3 separate regions of the Mus musculus genome follow, and all the other regions are linked to region 3. The links are chromatin loops, found by intact Hi-C in ENCODE. Cell type or tissue: heart. All regions are shown on one strand. Region 1 has its middle 3.5 kb from the start of Popdc3. Region 2 holds the start of Bves (blood vessel epicardial substance). Region 3 has its middle 38 kb from the start of Gm26016.

The links. Peaks named below come from ENCODE experiments on the same cell type or tissue, not always from the same donor. Only the 100,000 strongest peaks of a DNase experiment are listed, where the experiment ranks them.
Region 1: a loop joins it to region 3, with 2.0 times the contacts of the local background. A loop is called at or near these places in 2 of 42 quality-filtered maps.
Region 2: a loop joins it to region 3, with 2.5 times the contacts of the local background. A loop is called at or near these places in 2 of 42 quality-filtered maps.

The regions. Positions count from the first base shown.
Region 1 is chr10:45,284,591-45,287,090 of GRCm38, reverse strand. No RefSeq gene overlaps it. Among named protein-coding and RNA genes, the nearest start is that of Popdc3, 3.5 kb to the left of the region's middle. In heart, no CTCF peak of the experiment used is centred here; a DNase peak (open chromatin) is centred at 1,280; H3K4me3 peaks cover 444 bases; H3K27ac peaks cover 967 bases.
Region 2 is chr10:45,334,500-45,336,999 of GRCm38, reverse strand. It overlaps Bves (blood vessel epicardial substance), which reads right to left and starts at 1,265. Exons shown (of 8, transcript NM_024285.3): 1 at 1,119-1,265. In heart, no CTCF peak of the experiment used is centred here; a DNase peak (open chromatin) is centred at 1,249; H3K4me3 peaks cover 2,283 bases; H3K27ac peaks cover 2,172 bases.
Region 3 is chr10:45,229,100-45,231,599 of GRCm38, reverse strand. No RefSeq gene overlaps it. Among named protein-coding and RNA genes, the nearest start is that of Gm26016, 38 kb to the left of the region's middle. RefSeq lists an enhancer at 1-2,500. In heart, no CTCF peak of the experiment used is centred here; a DNase peak (open chromatin) is centred at 1,449; H3K27ac peaks cover 2,500 bases.

The DNA.
Region 1 (2,500 bases), 55 kb before region 3:
ACAGGGTTTCTCTGTGTAGTCCTGGCTGTTCTGGAACTCACTCTGTAGACCAGGCTGGCCTTGATCTCAGAAATCTGCCTGCCTCTGCCTCCCAAGTGCTGGGTGCACCAAGAGTACAGGTCTTTTACCTGGACCGTGACGCATGCGCAAAAGGATGTACAGTGGGTGTCATGGCAATGGACACAGGAGTGGTGCTATTGTCTAGAGATGATGTGTCTTGTCTCTTGGTCCAGGAGCTGTCTGTCTGTCCAGGAGTTTCTGGCTGTCCAAGGATGTACTGCATGATAACACCTGTGGCTTGCTTCTAAACAGTGGCAGAGCTGACTCACAGATGCCACTACTGTGACCACAATCTGTCATAAAAGGCTCCCTTTAGCCATCAGACTTTCTGTAGAGACCATCCTTTCTGGCTTGGTGAAGAAAATGGCCATGACATCCTGTGGTGAGCAGGCGTGGTAGGCTCTAAGAGTCCAGAGGCAACCTCCAGCCAACAGCCTCTTGTCTATAAACCAGTGACATGGATTCTAACTGTAAGTTTAAGTGACCTTGGAAGTTGATTCTTTCCCCACCAAGAATCCAGGTGAGAACTTCAACCGTGTGATGTCTCAATTGCAGCTTTGTAAAACCCAAAGAAGTCCATGCCAGGCTTCTGACTCATCCACAGACTACAATTCCTTCCACAGTCAGTGTTGTGTAAGCATGACTACTTAGTAGCAACCTTGTTCTCCTCTCTTCCCCACATGCACTTCATTACCTTGACACCAGCAGAGTCCCTTTGAGATTAAATACCTGGTCAGTGGAGCCTCAAAGGTGTAGGACTCCCTGGGTCCTCTAGCTGCATAAGAAGAGAAGTCTTCCTTCTGTCCTGTCCTGTCCTGTGGGCTTTGCCCTGTACTGGTGCTAAGCAGGAAGATAGCTTTGCTGACTAGTTGCCCTGTGATGTGAGGAATATTTATGATAAAGAGTAAGTCCCAGGTAAAATACTACATCATACCTCAGCCCACAAGTCTTGGTAGAGCTTCAGTTTGAGACTTGCCTTCCTGCTCTCATCAGCTTGTCCTTTCTCTAGCCTCAACACTTGAGGCTTATGCAGTAGCTCACTAAATGCCCTGACTCCCAGATGAGATCCAGCCCAACGTGTCCCCTTTCCCTCTATGCCAGCTGATCTTATGCCAACTTGACACACAAACTAGAGTTATCTGAAAAGAGGGAACTTTAAGTGAGGAAGTGCCTCCGTGAGATCCAGGGGTAGGGGTAGGGGTGAGTTTTTAGCTACACCGATTTGGCTCCTGGCTGACTGCACCAGCCCCGGAGCTATTTTTGGATTCTTGAATGAAAGGTGCACACACACTAGCTTATTTTTAAAGTGCCTTGGCTACCTCGAAGGCACTCCTAAACCTTCCCCTGCTACCCCAGGCCCAATCAGGAAAGTGGCCAGTGGCCATCTACCCAAAATCTTACATGGCTGGTTGGCTTTATCTCCTGCTGCTCCTTCATCCCATCCTTCTTCCCCAAGTCCTGGAGTTCTGTGTCTCCTCCCCACTGTGTCCTTGCTCGCACAACTCTAAGGTCCCGGCCCATCTTCCTTTGCCCAGCCATTGGCTGCTGACATTTTTATTGATACATCAAAAAATTGGGGAAAAGACCTTTAGCATTTGGACACACAGAATCCTGATTGAATCAAAGCATTAGAACCAATTTCCAACATGTATGGCATTTTCTTAGTGATTGATGGGAGAGGGCCAAGCCCATTGCGGGTGGTGCCATCCCTGGACTGTGGTCCTGAATCTTATAAGAAAGCAGGCTAAGCAAGCCATGAGAGGAAAGCCACACTCCTCCATGGCCTGTGCATCAGCTCCTGCCTCTAGGTTCCTGCCCTGTTTGAGTTCCTGACCTGATTTTCTTCAATGATGAACAGTCATTTGGAACCATAAGGTAAATAAACCCTTTTCTCCCCAGTTTGCTTTTTTGGTCAAGGTGTTTCACTGTAATGATAAAAATCCTAAGACACCATCCCTCCCTCCCTCCCTCCCTCCCTCCCTCCCTCCCTCCCTCCCTCCCTCCCTTCCTTCCTTCCTTCCTTCAGTCCTTCCTTTATCTCTTTCATTTTTAAGCCTGCAATAATCCTTCCTAGTTCTGTTTATATCTTTCACTTCTTTCTATTACAACATAGTTTTACGATATGAGTAAAACATATGTTGTGGGAATTTGGCAGGAATATGACATTGGAGTAGGAGGAAGTAGGCTTAGATCTCTTGGTCTTGATAAGCCCCCAGAAACAGTGATCACCGGACTTTGTTTTATTGCCTTGTTTGTTCCTTAACCTAGAACTGATCTTATTCCTTGCATGCACTAGAATGGTATAAAAGCAGGCTGGAGAAAAAGAAAACAGCCTCAGCACTGGCTGGAGTCATGTTATAGTGTTGTCTAATTGTCCTTTTCTTTTCCATTCTCCCTCCCTCCCTTAGGACCCCATTAACGGACTGAACTGGTCATATAT
Region 2 (2,500 bases), 110 kb before region 3:
TCTGGTCAAAGGAAATTGGCAAGGAAAACTATTATTTTCCTCAAAACCAGAAAATATTAATAGCTATTAAAATGCATTACATGTGTTTATTTCTACAGTGGTGTACGGGTGCATAAGTCAGAGGACAGCTTGCTGGAGACTCTCCCCTTCCACTTCGCGGGTCCTGGGGATACAACCCAGGTTGCCAGGCGTGCTGGCATGTACCTTCACGGCCTGAGCTCTTTCACCGGCCCTAAATGGCCAGGTTTAAATGCAGGCATATTGTAGAACATACTTTGCTACGCTACACTTATTAAAGATACGCAAATGTTATATGCAGCTGTAGATATATAGTTACATATATTGCTGTGAAATGCTTCTTACCTGTCATAAATCAGTTCAATTTTTTTTCGCTATCCAATGACTTAGTCTAACGGCCTGCTTAATCACTTCTTAATAGGTTTAAGTGGCCTACACTGAACTGCCCTTATACGAATAATGAATGATGATCTAATGAAGAAGGTTAGATTACTGGATGAATTTGTAAACTGTCAAAATCAGAACGTCATCTTTCTCATCAGATCCTCCACGTCTAATTCCCCAAATTACTCACTGTAGTAAAAGCGTGCCCATCTACTGGTTTTCAAATAGGCATCTGCAGGTCTACATACCTGACCGAGGAAGCAAGCTAGCACATTAAACCTTGACCAAATTAGAAAAAAAAAAAAAAAAAAAAAAAAAAAAAAAAAAAAAAAAGAAGAAGATGAATAGCGATGAGCAAAAACCTTTTGAGGAGACGCGCAATTCACTGATATTTTCCCGGACTCTCCGCGCACCTCCGGGCGGCTCGGGGCGACGGTTTTGTGGGATCCGTCTGGCAGCCACCCGTTTCTCTAGGACGCGGGCGGGTGGCGAGGACCCGTGGCTCCCACTGCTCCCCCACCCGGGACCCGCTCGCCCTGCTCTCACAGCAGTGTCAGCGTCCACAGCTCCGCGGCCCCCCGCTGTCCCGCCGAGGGACCGGGGCGCGGGCAGGCGAAGGGCGGCTGCAAGGACGACGCGGGACGCGGGCGCATCGCAAGTTGCTCGGCCGCTCCGTGCCCAACTTTCCCGCGCGATCGCGCGCTCTGGCTCCTTACCTTGCGCGTCCCGGGGCCCGGGGGCGGCGGCGCGCGCAAAGTTTGCGACGGCGGCGGCGGCGGCGAGCGGCGGTGGCTGGACGGGCTCGCGGCGGGTCCCCAGGCAGCGCGGCCCCGGCCCGCTCCCCGTTCGCGGAGGCTTTGACTAAAATAGGCATCCCGGCGGCCGGCTGGGGCGCACGGCGCACGCGCCGCCCGAGGTCGCCCCCGCGGGCGGAGCCCCGCTCCCCGCAGACCCGCTGCCTGGCCCACCGCGTGCGCGCGCCCGCTCCCGCGCTTCCTTGTTTGGGCATGAGTGGGGACACGCGCGGACGCGGGTCGCCCCCCGCTGGAAAGGGCAGGGGAGTGAGGACAGACCCCTCGGAGAGTTGCCCGAGGCTCGGAGGGCGCTGTTGCTCCGAGACACCTGATAGCCCAGCCAGATCCCACCTACAAGCTAGCAGGCTGGATTTCAAAGGAGCGAGGTTAAATGCTTACATTTAGGACCAGAAATTGAGAAAAAATAGGATATGGACATATTCTTCAATCAGTATTTATACTGGACATGGTATACCGGACCAGATAAGAAATGCAAGAAAGTTCACAGTAATGAAAAATCGGTGGGATGAAGTTTATAGGACAAATAGAAAGGTTAAATGGACATCCGATAACCACCAAGTGTCCTCTGTGTGACAGAGAACGCAGTCCTGTGGGATCAAAGATCAAAACAGAACCCCCGCTATGTCAGGATGCGTATAGAGTACCCCCGAGGTGCACATTGGTCCAATCTGCCTAGTAGAGAGCACGCCTGCTATTCCAGAGCCAAGTAGTATAGACCAAGTTGCAATCTGTCTGCTCCAGTTGGCTCTGGGGCATTCCCCACAGGCCCCTGTGTTGATGGCTTGGCTTGGTCCCAGCATTATTGAACCTTTAAAATCTTTAAAGAGGAGTTGGCTCAGTAGTAAAGTGCTTACCAGCGAGAAGCCTGAGTTTTCAGTTCCACAACGCAGGATGCAACAGCCTAAAACCTGTTATCCCAGTGTATCCATGGGGACAGGGGAGAGTCCCTGGGAACTTCAGTGGCAGGGCAGGAAAAGTAAGTCTCAAAGAAGGTGGATGGCAGGAGATCACAGTGGCGGTTTTCCTCTTTCCTCCACCTCAAGAGAGCCTGCTCTCAAATCTCTCCCTCCCCCCATCTCACCTTCATGCCCATGCTCTCCCCACGCGCTCTCCTCTTTCCCCCTCTTCCTCTCTTCATGAGTGTATGTCCCAGGGCATGCAGAGGGACCATCAGTCTTGTCTTGTGAGTCTCGCATTAACCTGAAAGTTCCCGGTTAAGCTAGTCTAGCGGACCAGGGAGCCTCAAGGAACCTGCCTGTCACACCCTCACCAGTTTGGGATTA
Region 3 (2,500 bases):
GGCTCACTGGCCGGGCCAGTCTAACCAAATCAGTGAACCTCGGGCCAATACGAGACCTATCTCAAAAAACAGAGGACACTGCCTGAGGAAAGACACCGGAGGCACAACCTCATGCATGTGAACACCCTGAAACCATGACTTTTAAGAGCTCAATTGATTTTACTCCATTGAAGTTTACCTGGCACATAAACATGCATTTATAATAAATATCTGCCTTGTCCTCAGCATTGTCAGTAGGAGATGCCCCTGCCTGTCTCTGATGTGATGCTACACGTCCTTGCTTTCTGGGTGACAGAGGACCTTGAACATCTCTGGCACACATGCAGGTGTCTGATGAACTCATGCACCTCCCCAGGTAACCGAGCTTGTGGGAATTCTTAGGAATGTAAGTTTGTCATTTCCTTCACAGAGTTAATGCTGATCGTAATTCCACTCTGGGCTAGGATAGGAAGGGCAGTGCTCTGACTCGGCCAGTGAGCCCTAGGGCTGGCTGCAGGCAAGGGCTGCAGAGAAGGAGCCTGAAGCTTTGTTGCAGCTGCCAGGAATGGCTGGGGCATTCTGGGAGCAGAGCTGATTCTCAGTTATTTTAATTCCTCTAGTTTTCCAGCCTGGAGTCAAGCACCTACCCATTCAGAACTCTCGTCCCCATCCCCAGCTCCCCACTTTATCAATGACTTCTGAGCAGCAGAACCTTCTAGAATCCTCACATAGTGGCAGAACTTCAGCAGACTGGTTAGCTCTGGACAGGTATCCCATGGGAAGTTGCTAGTATATTCTGGTAAACAAGACACTGTGAATTCCGCCACACTATTTGGTTTCTGATAAATTTAAGCACCAGCAACAAATTGACTTCACAGTCGCCTTTCTCATGTATCACAGAGTGAGCATTACACTCTGAGGTACATCTCTGCTTAAATGGAGACCCAGTTTCATGACAGCTCTGCCATCCTCTGGCCTGTGTGCCTCAGAATTGAATGCATATTGGATTCCCATAAGGACCTAAGTAAAATGCAGATTGCTTTAGTAGGTCCTGGGTAAAGTCTTTCTTTTATTGTGTCTTTCTAATGCTTCCTGGGTGAACCCTGAAGTCGTGAGACCCTAAGGTGTTCCCATCTTCTGCATTGCTATAGTTAGGACTGTCATTGTGTTCTTGTCTTTAGAAACTGTGAGTGAATCTGAGAATTTCCTCTTGATGTCTTCAGTCCCAGACCTGAAGGTGGTAAGTATCACTTTTCCTCACATTACTCCTCTAAAAACTTCAAAGACCACATCAAACTGCAAGGGCAGCTGGGAAATGTGATCTCCCCAGGCAGCAGTGGATACAGTCACAAACTGTTACTATCAAGAGTGAGAAGCAGATGTTGGCAGACACATCCCAGCCCCCTGCACATTAATCTCTCTGAACCTCCTCACATGCCTCTGGGGGACCTCTAGTGTCACCCAATCAAGTCTGGTGCATTCAGAAGTGTCCCGGAGGCTTTCCAGAGCTGAACTTCACAGCATTCTTTCCTTCAGAGAACACTTGAAACGCTCTCCAGGAATTTCTGAGTGCAGAGGTGGCCTATTTAGTGGTCAGTCGCAGACTTTCTCTTTCCATTCTGCTGACTTTGAAGTGAATGAGATGACTAGATTATGTTGCTTCGAACTCGACTTGTTTAATGCTTCCTGTCTCTTGGTGAGAGCAAATTAATGCTTGTAACTCAGTTTCGTGTTCTGCTGGGCTGAGTCAATGGCGTGGCAGATTCTCCAATCTGATAATTGTGTCACTTTAAATAAAGGCCAGGCAGGCACCGGCAGTCTGGGAGTTGAATAATGATCCCAGTACATTCACGATAAAGCCCTAGTTTACTAAGCAGACAAATAGCAGCATTAGGTGGTCAAATAGCTCAAGAATACTGACTGAAATCTTACAGTTCTTGACTGATGATATTTGCTCTTCCATTTTTATTTACCTGACTGAAAATGTGCCGCTTATTCACTGAAGGAAAATTTCATTTCCCTTCATTCTTCTCAATAGTCTAGTAAATAAACAGAATTCACTCAAACTAGAATGATAGTCTCTGCTTTAGCCAACGGGATAGAAGGGCAAGAGGTCACTAAAAACGCGGTCTGGCTCAGTATTGCTTAACAGATGCATATATGAGGAAGCTCTCTGAGAAAAATTACATGTGTGTATTCTCCCTCAGTGTCTCCCCCAGAGCTTAGGGACTAATGATTTTCCAGGTAGACCTTGGCTCAGTCTAGCAGTTTTACACCTTCATTGAAATGAAGAATTTTAATGTAAGATAAAGCTTGAATATAGGGCAGGGAGTGGTGGTGCCCACCTTTAATTCCACCACTTGGGAGGCAGAGGCAGGCGGATATCTGAGTTCGAGGCCAGCCTGGTCTACAGAGTGAGTTCCAGGACAGCCAGGGCTACACAGAGAAACCCTGTCTCACAAAACCAAAAAAAAAAAAAAAAAAAAAAAAAAAGCTTGAATATAACTTGAAATTAAGCCTT